3 separate regions of the Homo sapiens genome follow, and all the other regions are linked to region 1. A link is a contact called in ENCODE Hi-C or POLR2A ChIA-PET data. All regions are on one chromosome and are shown on one strand. Each heading gives the region's core, a stretch centred on a gene start or an enhancer-like site at or near the end of the contact. The rest is flanking DNA. Distances are from core to core; before and after follow the strand shown.

Evidence for each region. A loop is a pair of places that touch in the nucleus more often than their neighbours do. ChIA-PET counts read pairs that join two places held with the same protein, here RNA polymerase II (POLR2A). Pooled maps may share reads with other maps.
Region 2: a pooled map shows a loop between it and region 1 (8-fold over the local background). The contact joins the promoter of ATP1A1-AS1 here to the promoter of CSDE1 in region 1. A Hi-C loop is called at or near these places in 6 of 50 pooled maps. POLR2A ChIA-PET finds 5 or more read pairs at or near these places in 2 of 52 experiments (WTC11 and activated CD4-positive, alpha-beta T cell).
Region 3: a loop to region 1 is called in a pooled map, with 8 times the contacts of the local background. The contact joins the promoter of CD58 here to the promoter of CSDE1 in region 1. A Hi-C loop is called at or near these places in 2 of 37 single-sample maps with no recorded cell type and 7 of 50 pooled maps.

Annotation. Positions count from the first base shown.
Region 1 is chr1:114,754,721-114,759,554 of GRCh38, reverse strand. It overlaps CSDE1 (cold shock domain containing E1), which reads left to right and starts at 1,571. Exons shown (of 20, transcript NM_001007553.3): 1 at 1,571-1,630. RefSeq lists enhancers at 1,365-1,654, 1,026-2,019, 1,855-2,174.
Region 2 is chr1:116,417,196-116,422,260 of GRCh38, reverse strand. It overlaps ATP1A1-AS1 (ATP1A1 antisense RNA 1), which reads left to right and starts at 3,639. Exons shown (of 3, transcript NR_027646.1): 1 at 3,639-3,802. RefSeq lists a silencer at 3,431-3,560 and an enhancer at 3,520-3,814.
Region 3 is chr1:116,567,437-116,572,504 of GRCh38, reverse strand. CD58 (CD58 molecule) reads left to right here and starts at 1,479. Exons shown (of 6, transcript NM_001779.3): 1 at 1,479-1,602. The coding sequence starts at 1,533. LOC124904385 (a long non-coding RNA gene) reads right to left here and starts at 1,530. Exons shown (of 2, transcript XR_007066497.1): 1 at 1,452-1,530. RefSeq lists silencers at 1,278-1,737, 1,808-1,877 and an enhancer at 2,348-2,407.

The DNA of each region.
Region 1 (4,834 bases), core at 322-2,821:
ATTGCTTGAACCCGGGAGGCGGAGGTTGCAGTGAGCTGAGATCATGCCATTGCACTCCAGCCTAGGCAACACGAGTGAACTCCATCTGAAAAAAAAAAAAATTTACATTCTGTAGTTTCCCAGAAATATATTCCAATTTCTAACAACTTATCATACTGTTGTCCAGTGCTATTTATTCAACAAGCTTTTGAGAGTTGTTGAGAGCGGGCACTGTCAACAACCAGGGATGCAAAGATGAATTTCATAAGCTCTGTGCTAGAGTATTACTACCTAGTAAAAACTAATAATTACAATAGAGTGAGCTATGAAAGCATTGAAAATGAAGCAAATATTTGTGCTTAGGAAAGCGTGGGAAGGCATCAAAGAGAGCAAAAAGGCAGTTTTGAGGTGTTATACATGGGACTGGACACCAGCAACAAAGGTGGTGAGGAAATTTTTGAACAGAAATGGGACACGGCCTCCTCTTAGAATTCAAGAGGTTGAATTGAAGGTTGTCTTTCCTTCATTGCACTTATTCCAATGTGTATGTTTAGATTTGTTTTTGTGATCATCAATGATGCTAGACTAAAAGTTCCTTGAGGACAAGTCTATATCCGATTTTCTTTACAACTGTATACTTCCCAGTGGTTACACATACAACATGTCAAATAAATGTGTTGTAAGCAAAAAGTGGGTAGGAGAGTTCTCAGAAGACTGGCTGCTCATTATTTATCCAATACTGTCAAGTGAGAGAGCCAGTGAATCTGTGAAAACAGAAGCATTGAATCTGGGAAAAGCATTCCTCTCACCAGAGGAGCATGCTCTACTGTCTGGCAGGGGATAATCCATTGAACTTCCTGTGGTCATAATTACCCATTTTTCTCCTTCCTTCTTCCCCCATTGGATGAATCATCTCTTTGCTCTTATTTCAACCTTTTAATTACTGATCCACCCTCTTTGATTACCTGACACAACAGGAATATCTTTCGTAACTTGAAAGGTCAGTTGACTGAATTTGTTTCATTTTGTTTAGTGATTATGCAGCCTTGCTCACTCTTGTGCATCTGTTGCAATGTTTTTCGTGGAAAACAAAGGTCTCATTTAGATTTCTAAATTACCTTGCTACAAAGCTGACTCTATACTAATGAAATTCCTCTAAAACAGTAGACGTAAGAAAGAATGCTTGCACTATAAGAAGAAACGAGTGTGAGGTCCTTCCGGATTTTTGCTGGGAAAAGATAAATCATTTTTTATGACTCCTGAATATGCCATCAGAATTGTTGGCCTTCAAGGTTTACCCCATTATTGTGGGCTAAAACGTATTCAAACGCTCGAAGACTAGAGACGCCTAAAGCCACCCGCCACCCCTAGTGTCCAGGAGGAGTCAGTAAACACCGAGATTGCTTCCCGCAGCACACCCAAGAAGGAATGTAATGTAATGCAGCCACCATGTTGGTTGTGGTTAAGTGCAGCAAACTGCTTGGCGTCACTTAGCCCTGCTGCGCAAGCGTGTTGAGAGTACGCTTCACTCCGCCCCTTCTCGTGCACGCGCCCGGAGCCCGCAACTCTCGCGAGAGAAGCGAGATTTATTCCTACGTACCGGGCCGTGCTGCTTATGGCGGCGCTGGAGAGGGGGCGCTGAGCTGTTGGGGTGAGTACGACCTCAGGGTCCAACTGGGGGTAGCAGAAACCCAGGGGAAGGGCTGAGAATAAGACCAAGGCTAACGAGAAGCCTTCTGAGTCAAGGTGGGCACTCGTAGAGCTCTAGGTGGGGAAGAATGCACCCCGATTCCCTGCCCTGGGCTTTTTCATACGTCTCCCGTTCAACTGCCTGGGCCTCATGTCAGGTCGCAGAGCTGAAACGAGGAGTTGAGGCCAGCCGGCTGCGCGTGGTGGTAGTGGTGGTGGTGACTAAAGTGGGGGGAGGGAGCGAAAATGGAGGCTCCGACAGCAGCCAAGATGGAGGCAGAGGGTGCGGGGCTCGGGCGCGGAGGCTGCTGGGATCTGTAGTCTGGCTGCTTCCCCATCTGCGGCTTGTCTGGGGAAACGGGAACTACATGTCCCGGCGGGCGGGGCGAGGGGGTGGTGGCGCGGTCCTTTGTGTGAGGTTGGAAGAGCCTGAGACCGAGAAGAGGGGCCTACTTTGACTCTGGACCCTGTAGTTTCCTGGCCGTTACCTGCTTGGGAATCTGACTACCAGTACCAGAGCGCAGTGCGGCAGTGGCGCCTTCTTTGTGTATAGACTGAGACCCTGCTCCATCTAGATATCTTAGGGGAAGTGTTTAAAGACACCTTTCCCCAGCCACATCTGGCACAGTAGTGTGGCGGAATTGACATCGTTACTCCAGTCACCTAGAGCAGGGTCTCAGCACCCAACCTTCCCCTCATTGTCTCCCCTTCGGCGTCTTGAGAAAGGGAACCAGTCCCTAATCTTTTAGGCACGTGGCTCCCACCCCTCTATCTTGGGGAATGGGCGTGCGCCCTGAAAGCTCAGTAGTGTCCTCCCTTCCACCTCCTGTAGTTCTCATGGTGCCAGCGCCTGGCCCACCCACATTGTGCAATGAACGGCCTGGCTTCGTCATTCTATGTAGAATGTTTTAGAGTTCCCCCGTCGGAGACAGCTTCAAATTTTTGCCATGCTATTTTATCAATACGAAATCTTAGTGCCAAGGTTCTTTTGCTTTAAGGTTTTCCCTTAGAAACACCCAGATGGCGGCCGTCTTGCTTAACTCACAGGTGAAGCAGAGAACGCTCCCTGAAACAGGCTTGAATCTGCAAAGAATATCTGAACGTTGTTGGGCAAGTTAATTTTCGTGTTTTGCACCTTAAATGAGTAAAAGAATATGGCGCTCTTTAAACAGTTGGGAGACAGGGCGGAGAGGGAGAATGCTCAAAGGCACTGTGGTAGTTAAATCTTTTTGAGAGGCTTAAATTTTCATCAGGCTGGTATGAACTGGCAGTTCTCAGCCACTGCTACTAACCTACTTTTTTAGAATGTAGGTTTCAAATTATAGCCCACAGATATAAGCTACTCTATACTAAAATGCTGAGTAATTTTCATTTTGAGTAACTAAAGGCAAACATTCTTGATATTGCATTGAGGAGCACTATAATACATACCTTGGTTTTCTTTTGGTACTAACCAATAATGGATATCCTTGGTGTGGGTAAGGAGGGGCTTTATATACTTCAGTAGGGATATACCTGAGTCATAAAACTTAGATAAATATTTGGCCTTCTTTTTGTTTCGTTTTAGCCCTGGGACTAAAATAAAAGAGAAGGTAATAGTTTGGTTTTGCAGCTGTTCTGGATGTTTACCATCGAGATGATTATTTATAGCAGCTGAGTTGAAAACTAAAGTATTTGAGGCACAGAAGATAGGTTTTCTTTTTTTGTAAGTACTGACTTAAGTGTGACCTTTAGCGAGTGTGGGTGAAAATCTGGTAAAGTCCTAGCAAATCAAAATTGAAAGCGTGAAAGCTGACGTGCAGTCTGGCTTTACCCTCTACCCTTATTTTCCCTTCTCCCCACCTGAAGACACATCGTGTAGGGCCATCGATTTTTGTTTTAAACAAACAAAATGCTAAAATATCAAATTATGCTGGAGCATTCATAACATGAAATTTAGTGTTCCAGTGTTTTTCATTGTACAGTTCAGTGGCACTAAGTCTATTGAAACTGTTGTGAGAGCCATACTTTCGACAAGGTAGTTAAAACATGGAAATTTTGGAACGATGTTCTTTTGGACAGATTTTTGAGGAGTTGAATTTCAGGACTGTATTGCAAAATGAGATAAAAATCTTGATCTTGTTAAGTAAACACAAAGAATTGATGTGCCTTCTTCTTAGCTTTGTCCTTGCAGAAAACAGAAGAGGAAGCACTTTGAGATCTATTTTGTAAGCTTTAATAGCTAGACTGTTGTAAGTGGTGAAACTACTATGGTGAGAGTGACTTGCTGTTAAATCCCTTCTGCCCAGTCAGGATTTTAAAAAGTCCTTTGTTTTGATATTAGAATGTTTTCCACTTGCATGTGTGGGTACCTAGTTAAAAACAACACAAAACTTTTTAATATTTTAATGTCCTTTTATGCTGAGGTAAAACAGTGTGTGGCTGAAAATTATCAGTTTCCCCTATGTTGCACATGTAAGCTATCCGTTGATTTGCAGCTACAGCCGGTACATAACCAGTTATTTGCACTTCTTTTTCTCCAATTTATTAACAACAAGCTTCTATGCTAGATACTGCCTACTTTTATTAGTGAAAATCTTTGCTCAAGACCCTTACATTTACTTCCTGTTGCTAATTGGCACAATAGTGCTTTTTTAGACCCCTGCTCAGTTTATACCTACTCTGTGGAACATGGTAGCCGCCAGCCACGTGTGGCTGTTGTGCACTTGAAGTGTGACTAGTTTGAATTGAAATGTGCTGTGATTGTATAATAACATTGGATTTCAAGGAATGTAACAGTGTCAATTTTTTTACATTGATTGCCTGTAGAGAATAACATTTTGGATATAATTGGTTAAATAAGACGTTTAATTAAAATTCCTTCTGTTTCTTTTGACTGTAATATGGTTACTAGAATTATAATTACACTGTATTTCTGTTGGAAACTGCTGGTCTGTGGTGTTTTCTGATGTGTCTAGAATGTTTCTTCAGCATCTTCCCACACTGCCATTTGTCCTGCTTAAAACTATTAGGTTTCTGGGTGTATATATAAGCAGTTAAGTGATAGATAATTTTAAATATCTCAGTAGCTGTTTAGATAATTAATCCAGCACAGTTGTTACTACACAGATACAAAAAGATAGTTGTGTCAGTTTGATTTTTTATTTTTACTCAACAGATGACTTAG
Region 2 (5,065 bases), core at 2,390-4,889, 1.7 Mb before region 1:
ATTCTCTATTTTTAAAAAATGTTCCTCTGCTAAATGAAAGCTTGAAAGCCATTGATACAGATGAACTTTATCCTTTTGTCCACTGCTAAAATTCTCAGATTTATTATTTCACTTTAAAGAGGTAGATTATGGAGAAATATTAGATGCTTTCTTCTTTCATGGTAGCATCAAGACAGGAGGGCCAAGAGTTATTCATGTGAGAGGTTGTTCTGTTCCAACTGCTTCCTCCTCACTGTTTCTGCTGCGGCCTCGCCTATAAGTGAGCCCTTGGGAAGGAAGCAGATTTGCCCAGTGTCTTGGTCTCCTATTGCTGCCGTAACAAATCACTACAAACTAAATGGCTTAAAACAACATAAATGTATTATTTTACAGTTTTTTAGGCTAGAAATCTGACATGGGCTAGAATAAAGGTGTTGGCAGGGCCGCACTTTTTTCTGGAGGCTCTAGGGAAGAATCCATTTTCTTGCCTTTCACACTTTCTGGAGGCCACATTTATTCCTTGGTTTGTGACCCCCTTCTTCCATCTCCTCCAGCAATGGCGAGTGAGTAATTTTCACATCTCCCTGATTCTCTTCCATAGTCACATCTCACTCTCTTCTGCCTCCCTCTTCCACGTCTAAGGATCCTTGTGATTACATCGAGCCTGTTAAATTCAGTACAATCTTCCTATTTTAAGATCACTTGATTATCAACCTTAATTCCATCTGCAATCCTGATTTCCCTATGCCATGTAAGTCGTCTTCGGGGCCATTATTCTGTCTTCCACACCTAGAAATAGGAGTTGTAGTGTGACAGAGCTCGTGAGAATCAGAAAAAAAAGTGACACAAAACAAGCTGCAAAGCTATAAGCTAGTCTATTTTGAGTTGTGACCTTATCCCCATGTTATTGCTAGATAATGTTTATTAAACAAGGGACTCATGGAGTAGCACATAAATATTTCATGTGGGATTGGTGTCACAGGTTGAGCTTCCCAGAAGCTGACCCAGAGATGGAAACTTCCATGAGGGACATTTATTAGGAATACTCTTGGGATTAACACCTTTGGAATAGAAGGAAAATGAGAAACAATTTGTGCAGAGAGATAAGTTAGGCTGCAAAGCAGTCTCAACAAAGGTCTCTGCTGACCCCATAGGGAACTTTGAAGGTGGGGTGAGGGTGCCAGACAAGTATACCTCATTGGATGTGGGCTGCTCCAGGAAGGGGGGTGGGGTGTGACCTTGAGTGAGGATCTCTCTTCAGCTAAGGCACTTCCTGGAGAGGTCTGTCTGCCAGCAAATCCCCAGCAGCTTGAGGGAATAAGTTCACCAGTTCTAAAGAGAAATCTGGGTGGTGCACCCCAATGCCCACTACAAAAGGACTCTAGTGTAGGGAGCTTGTCAATGAACTGGGGGCAACTCTCCAAGGCTTAGGTCCTAGAGCAGAGAAAGTGTGGATAGGAAACGTAGGGGTTTGCCCAGACAGGCAAAGAGCTGATTCAGAAAGGATATTTTTTTCATCTTCTACCTATACCCCAGTCCCTGCAGAACTCTGAGGCTCCCTACCCATAGGGAGACAGTCTGCCTGCTGGTCACCTCCTACTCATCACTGGGAATCACAGACAGAACAAGTGGTGGCAACACCGGCCTGAAGATTCTGGACAGTGAGTAGATTTACACAGAGTAAACAAGAAGCTGGACTGAGTTTGGTTTAATCTGTCACTCCAGAAACCCACAAGCTGACAGCAGAGTCAATTCCACAGTATTTATGTGCCTTGGTGGCTGCTGCTCATGGTGGCTATTTCCCATGATCACATCTCATTATTCTTTATTACCTTGTCATCTGGAGGAGGAAGGATATCATCATCAATATTCTGTGAATTCCTAAATTATTTCACTTCTTCCAAATGAACTCTGTCTCACTAGCCTTGTGACCCTGGTGTCCCTCAGAACTCTACGCAGGGCCGGGAGTCTAGTTTAGCCTTAAGTGAAGGCAGAATAAGTGGCTCCCCCACTCAGGGTCACCAGAAAAATCCTAACCCGTGAGAATCTTCCTACCCTGTTTTCTGATGTCTGAAGTCCCAGGGCACAAAATTTTCAACTTCAAGCTCTGATCCCAATTAAATGTAGACACTCTCAGAAAGGGTCACTATCTCTTAATGAAACTGCATTTTAGCCGGGCGCGGTGGCTCACGCCTGTAATCCCAGCACTTTGGGAGGCCGAGGCGGGCGGATCACAAGGTCAGAGATCCAGACCATCCTGGCTAACACGGTGAAACCCCGTCTCTACTAAAAACACAAAAATTAGCCGGGCGTGGTGGCGGGCGCCTGTAGTCCCAGCTACTCAGGAGGCTGAGGCAGGAGAATGGCGTGAACCTGGGAGGCGGAGCTTGCAGTGAACGGAGATCGCGCCACTGCACTCCAGCCTGGGCGACAGAGCGAGATACCGTCTCACAAAAAAAAAAAAAAAAAAAAAAAAAGTGCACTTTAGATGTTTTCCTGGTGGGGGGGGGGGGGAGTGGGATATAAGTAGCAGTGTTCCAAGTACCAAAACCTCCCTGAGTCATCTGTGAAAAGCCATTTGGCAATAATACTGAAAGCTTTTAAATGCTCACATTCTGACTTAGCAGTTTCACTCCTGTGAATATAACCTAAGGAAACTGATCTCAATACTGAAAGGACTTTATACACAAGAATGGGCTGGGCAGCAAAGTGCTGTAATCCCAGCACTTTGGGAGGCCGAGGCCGGGTCGAGGGAGAAGCACCTGAGGTCAGAAGTTCGAGACCAGCCTGGCCAACATGATGAAACCCCGTCTCTACTGAAAGTACAAAAATTAGGTGGGCGTGGTGGCAGATGCCCGTAATCTCAGCTACTCAGGAGGCTGAGGCAGGAGAATCTCTTGAACCTGGAAGGCGAAGGTTGCAGTGAGCTGAGATCGCGCCACTGCACTCCAGCCTGGGCGACAAGAGCGAGACATCGTCTCAAAAAACAAACAAACAAACAAACAAACAACCAAACAAAACAAAAAAGAATGAATAATTTATAATCGTGAAGCTTTGGAAGCCACTTGAATGTTGAACATTTGCGAGATGCTCAGAGAAGTGACAGCGTATCAACCCAATTTTTTAAAGTCCTGCCATTAAAAATTATAGGTAGGAAGCGTCAGTACTAACACGGTGAAAATGTTCATGTTACAAAGTGGAAAACAACCCTGGATTCAGTTTAGTATGTGCGTTTTACCACAGCTATGTAGAAACAAATCCATACACATGGAAATCGAATGAAGTGAAACGCATGCAAATGGTAATGATGCTGTGCTTGGAGGCAGAATTGGAAGCAGTGTTAAAGTTATTTATCATCATTCGTGTTTTTAAAATGCCGTGTGATGGCCGCAATACTTCTGTAACGAATGATGTTTAAGCACGGAGCCCTTCACTGGCCGACGCGCGGGTGGGAGATAGGAGCCGCGCCCAAGCTCAGGTGGCGGCTGCGGGCAGGGCCGCCTGGGGCCGCAGCCGGGCGCGCTCCCGGCGGGGACCCTCTGCTCTCCTTGCAGACGGAGGCCGCGCCGGGTTTGGAGGCATCCCACAGCCTCAGGCCGAGGACCCGCCGCGAAGCGCCGCCTCCGCGGGTTGACCCTCTGCAGCCGCCGTAGCGCAGAGACGAATCCGCGCTCCCCCAGGCTGTCGCGCGAGCTCCCCGGAAGCTCCCACCTGAGCGGCGCATCCTCAGGGCCTGGGCCTGGCCTCCTTGCCTGTGAGATGGCACTGTGACGGTGCCCACCTCGTGGGGTGTGTGAGGGCCGAGTGAAATCGTGCATTTGCGGTAAGAAAGTGCTTATCACGGTGCCCAGTCCTAATATGGGCTGCCAGCCTAAGTACAGAGTCCCAATCCCAGCCCAAAGGCCAGTTTCCAGGTGAACCCTTGTCGGGGAGACCACCAGACGGAACAGTCCCAGTCTACACTCCTGCACCGAGCAGGGGACAGTGTGGACCGCAGAGAGGTCCGAAGTCCCTTTAGAATAAGGATGGTGCTTCAGGGTTGTTAAAAGGATTAAATGAGATGATATCTAAAGGGATTAGCACAGTGGCTGGTGCTAAAATAAATCATTTTCTCTACTGCCACTGCTCTTACAACCAGACGCCTGGAACAGCCTGCTGGTTCGTCTCCTCATTTGTAAGCTGGAGTTAGTAGGTGTGTTGTGAAGGTTGAGAGAATATGCATAGGCAGAACCTGGCGTTTAATATTTGGGAAGTGGCAGCAATTCTTTCTTCATTAATCTACAAGCTGCACTGTGGTAGGCACATACCCTTAGCACCGATTCTTATAAGTGCAGGTAAGAGAGAGAGAAGATATATTGTGTAAGTCGAAGGAGCCAGCCGTGTCCAGGCCACCGCAAAACCTCGACAGTACTGTACCAGGGCCCTCTTCAGTGAATGAATCTCCTCTTTGGCCTGTTTGCTGTCTGTTTGCATTTGCTGCACCCATCAGTTCCCAAACCTGGTCTCTAAAGTCAGGAGCTCAAGGAAGCTTGTCCCAATCCTAGAAAACAAGTACAGCACACACCAACAGCAGCATCCCTAAAAGCCAGCCCTACTGGCAATGCGGGCCCTGCAACCCGTAGGTAAGTGGGACACTCTAAGCTTCTTGGAAACAGCTAACTCAGGGCCTGATTAGCTTACTCCCGCCTCCTGTCTTCAGGAAATCAGACTGTGTAAAATAAGAGAGAAAAGAAAATTGACATAAGTCTATTCCACTGTCTAATGAAATGTGTTTCACTTGTGTTTAAAGTGAATTGTGGGCTGGCGTGGTGGCTCATTTGCCTATAATCCCAACACTTTAGGAGGCCAAGGCAGGCAGATGGCTTGAGCTCAGAAGTTTGAAATCAGCCTGGCAACATGCAAAAACCCCATCTCTACAAAAAATATAAAAATTAGCAGGATGTGGTGGCGCATGCCTGTAGTCCCAGTTACTCTGGAGGCTGAGGTGGGAGGATGGCTTGAGCCTGGCAGGTCGAGGCTGCAGTGAGCTGTAATCATGCCAGTGCACTCCAGCCTGGGTGACAGTCAGGTCCTGTCTCAAAAAAAA
Region 3 (5,068 bases), core at 230-2,729, 1.8 Mb before region 1:
GCTCAATAGATGTTTGCTGTCATATCACTTCCCAGCTCAAAAACTTTCTGTGGCTCCCCAGTGTCTGAAGGTCTAACCCCATCCTGCCTTTCTAAGTTGGCCTGAGTTCCTACCAGCCCAGGGCAGAGAACACTTGATTTCCTCATATTTTATGTTACACACTGCCCCTGCCTTGTGTTCCCAGTATCTACAGATGGTAGGGAATATCTCGAGATAGCAGGTTTGTGGTAGAGGGCATTGGTCCCAGAAGTTTCACTGATAGAGATACCTTTTAAGATTTTATGGCTAACTTAAGAAATAATTCATGTCTCTTTGCAATATGGTTCAAGTGTCTTGAGTGACTTCGAGTCCCCACCTGGGGATAATGGAGGTGAAGCAGCAAGAAAGCACATTCCCACTCAGTTTCACAACCTGCACCATGTATGTGTTGGTGGTTATTTGGGCAGCAGGGAGTCCTGTTCATGGAAATGGATTCCTGCTCACATAATAACTAAGAGTTCTGTGAACTCCCTCAGCTGGGCAGGGGCAACTCTGGTGCTTCTGTCTGCAAGAAAGGGGACAGACAGGGAGGCTGATGTGAGGAGCTGGTTCTGGGAATAGGGTCATTTGTTCTGGGATATAGGGATGTGAGGGGAGGGCCAGCTCAATCCAGACTGATGAAGAGCGGGGAGAGTGATGAGTGCCTGCCTCAGCTTGGGCTGGATGGATGTGGGGAGGCTGGGCAGTGAGGGAGATGTGGATCTGACATCTCAGCCTGAGGGAAAGTCCCGGTTGAGATGGGGGAAGACAGAAAAAGAGGAATCTGAGAAGGGAGAAACCAAAGGCTGGAAATCCCAGCTCCGGGGATAAGGGAGTATGGGGACGGGGGAGGCCTGCCTCAGGTAACCCTACGCCTAACAGTTGTCTAAAATGCTCCCTTTCCTTGTCATGTTTGAGGAAAAGTGGTTCAAAGAGGCCGTCTGATGCGGGATCACACAGCGCTGAAGGGATGAGGGGCCCCGGGTGCTCCCGCCCGTCCTGCTGCCTCCTCCGGTGGCTCTCTGGGAGCCACAGCCCCGTCTAGCCACGGAGGGGCCTACAGCACGCCCCAAACGCTAAGGGGAAGCGCGGGAGGTGCGGTAGGAAGGCAGAGAAACCTGGTTTTTAAAACCAAGCCATTTTCAAGGAAAGAATTTCTTACTTTAAAACCTTGGTTTTTAAAACCAAGCCATTTTCAAGGAAAGAATTTCTTACTTAAAAATAGCGTATGGAATGGCGGCGGAATGACGGGAGGGACCGAGCTGGGGGACTGGACGGCGCCCCGGGGACACAGGAAGGAGGCGCGCAGAGCCGAGGCCAGAGGCGCGCCCGGGGAGTGGAAGCGCGAAGACAAACGCGGCGCCGCGGAGGGTGGGGGAGGAAGGGCCGGGGCGGGCCGCCGGCTGCCAGCCCAGGGCGGGGCGGAGCCCTACTTCTGGCCGACCGCGTAGGCGGTGCTTGAACTTAGGGCTGCTTGTGGCTGGGCACTCGCGCAGAGGCCGGCCCGACGAGCCATGGTTGCTGGGAGCGACGCGGGGCGGGCCCTGGGGGTCCTCAGCGTGGTCTGCCTGCTGCACTGCTTTGGTGAGTGAAGCCTGCCCCAGGGGCCCCGCGCCGGCCGGCGGGTACTGGGCAGCACCCAGGCTGGGTGGACGCGCCGGGCTCGAGGCGGTTGCCGATCAGAGACGGGTGGGGACGGGTCGCTGTGGGCCGGGAACAACTCAGCCGTGGGAGCCTTTTCAGGAAGAGAAAGTTGTTATTTCATCGCCAGTGTCCCTCATGGAGTCAGCAAGGAACTGTGTGGCCTTAGGGAAGGACGGGCTCCGGCCCGCTAGCCTCTCCTGCGGGGCCTGCGCCCCCCCGCCGGCCCCCTCCCGAGCTCCAGTGACCAAGTTCCTTCCTGGGCTTCCCCAGTAACGTCGCTGAGCGCTTCAGCGGACTGCAAAATTTTTCCCAGCCGTGAACGCGCCCGGGACGGGGAGCGGGCGCGGATGCCACCTGCTCGAGGGCGACGCCTGCTGCCCTCCCCGCGCGGTGCCGTCCCCGCCCGCGCGGCGTCCGCCGTATCAGCAGAGAGGACTTTTCAGAATCGCCCCACAGCGAGGAGCGGGTAGGCAACTAGGAAGCCCAGTCGGCAGCGGCCTCACGTTGGGATTCCTAAGTGGTGCGACTCCTGCTCCTTTTTCCTCCCCTCAAATCCTAAAAACTAGTATCAGAACTGGTTCCATCCTCTCCGTGTGTTGTCAGCCAAGTCGTCACAACAACCTCAGGAAATAGGTCCCCTTCTTCCCATTTTGCCTCCCCATCCTCCTTCACCCTCCACACATTGGCCCCAGTCAGGCCATAGCAAAACCCCGGGAGTACAGCAGTAACCTCCCAGCGAGTTCAACTGTACTTGAGGGGTTCTCATGGCTGGCTCCTGCACCCCACTGCCAGCCCTCCAGCCCGTCCGTCCGTTTGCTCAGCGTCCGCTGCCTGCCCGGGAGGTGCGCGTGTGCATCTATGGAAGACAGCCAAGGGGGAGGGGTTGAGATAGACTCAAAAGTACCCGCACGATCAGATAAGTCAGTGTTGTAAGAGGCCTGGGCTGGGCGTGGTGGCTTACACCTGTCATCCTAGCACTTTGGGAGGCTGAGGCAGGTGGATCACTTGAGGCCAGGAATCGGAGACCAGCAGGGCCAACACGGTGAAAGATCGGCTCTACAAAAAATACAAAAATTAGCTGAGCGTGGTGGCGCATACCTATAGTCCCAGCTACTCGGAAGGCTGAGGTGGGAGAATCACCTGAGTCCCGGAGGCAGAGGATGCAGTGAGCTGTGATTGTGCCACTGAACTCCAGCCTGGGTGACAGAATATGACCTGTCTCAAAAAAAAAAAAAAAAAAAAAAGGTGAGCTGTGAGGGTACAGAGGGAAGAAGAAGGCAGTCTCTTTTGTGAAATCAAGTGTCTTTTGTGAAGCAGTCTTCATGGGAGGGAGGATATTTGAGCCCAGCCTTCAAGGACTGGTGATGTGTGGACATGTGATAATGTGGGAAAAGATTGCTGAGTGTCCCCTTAGGGAGTCTGGATTCTCTGAGCTGAGAGAGCTTCTCCTGGGCCTTACAGGATCAGGACCATGCGCCTGGGAAGAAGAATCTGTTAGCAACAAAGAGGAAGGCTGCAGTCAGGAGGAATTGGAGGCAGGGAGGCCAGAAGGCCAGGGTGGACTACCATCACAGGGCCCAAATAGCTCTGGGGAGTTCATGTGCGGGTGGCTGGGGAAAAGAAGAGATACAAACAGGGATTAATTGAATGGATGGGGTAACTCTCCTCCAGGCAAGCTGGTCCCTCATTCCCTGGCACCTTGGGTCACTGCTGCCTGTACCTGTGTTCTCCCTTCCACTGCAAACCCAGTTTGCCCAAGCTCCACCTCCAACAGATTATTTGAACTGTCCCTTCCTGGTGATCTCTCTCACCTAATTCATGTATTCATTCAGAAGTCATTTGATTCAGCAAACATGTATTTATAAACTGCTCTGCATAGGCCTTAAACTAAAGACAAGACTGAATGGGTATATCCCCTTTTGGGGACCCAAGCCTGCCTCATTAGGGAAGCTGCAAATGCAGTGATTAACAGCATCAGCTCTGGGGTCAGATGCCTAGCTTTGGATCCTGGCCCCACTCCTCACCTGAGTCATGAACTTGTGTGAGTTCCCTAACTTCTCTTCACTTCAGTACCTTCACTTTTGAAGAGAGTACCACTCACATGAGGGAAAGGAGAATAATAAACCCACTTCATAGAATTACTGGGAACATCAGTCATGCAATAAATATTTACTGAGTGTCAATTATATGTTAAGCACTGCACAATGGACGGGGGATACAGCAAGCTATGCACAGTTCCCTGCCTTTGTGAAGCTCACCTTATAGTGAGGGAGAGAGACAGTAAGTAAATGAGTAAAAACATGGATGCTGGATGGTGATAAAGTAAACATTTACTAGTACAGAGATGAGTAAAGCAAAGAAAGGGGTGATGGAAGTCGTTAATACTTCAGTTTAGGGTTTTTTTTGAAATTTTAGAACAATTAAAATCTTTAGGACAGTTGCAAAATTAGTACAGTGAACATTTGCGTACTTTCTCCTTGAATCACCAGTTAACTGTCACATTAGTTTTCTTTGTTATTTTTGCCATCTGTTATTTTTGCCAAACCATTTGAGAGTTTCAGATCTCATGACACCTCACCTGTAATTCTTTATCATATGTCTCATAAGAACAAGAGCATTCTCCAACAAGTCACAGAATCATCATAATCTGGAAATGTGGCATTGATACAATACTGTTTCCTGGTAGAGAACCCAGAAGCCAGTCCTGCACCACATACTTCATTTGATAATCATGCCTTTTTAACCCCCTTTAACCTAAAACTGTTGCTTTTTTTTTTTTTTTTTTTTGGTACTTTAAGACATCATCATTTTTGAAGTGTCTGGGCTAGTTGCTTTACCGAATGTCCCTTTGGATGTGGATTGCCTGCTTGTTTCCTCATGATCAGATTCTGGTTGTAACTCTTTGTAGCAGGAATACTTCATAGCTATGTTGGGTCCTTCTCAGTGTGTCACATCAGGAAGATGTGGTCTGTTTGTCACATTATTGGAGATGTTAACTTTGACATTTGGTTAAAGTGAAGTTTACCAGATTTCTCCATTGTAGAGGCACCATTTTACCTTTGTAAGTAATAAATGATGTGTTAAGTGATGTTTTGAGGTTGAGTGAATATCCTGTTCTCCAGCCATTGTTCATTCAGTGGTTTTAGTATCCTATGGTGATTCTTCCCAGAATCCATTATCACTAAAATATTTTATTTTATTTTTTGAGACAGGGTCTCACTGTGTCACCCAGGCTGGAGTACAGGGGTGCTATCACAGCTAACTCCAGCCTCGACCTCTGAGGCTCAAGCAATTCTGCCACCTCAGCCTTCTGAGTAGCCAGGACTACAGGTGCATGCCACCATGCTTGGCTAATTTTTTTTTAGTTTTTGTAGAAACAGGGTTTCCCTATGTTGCCCAGACTGGT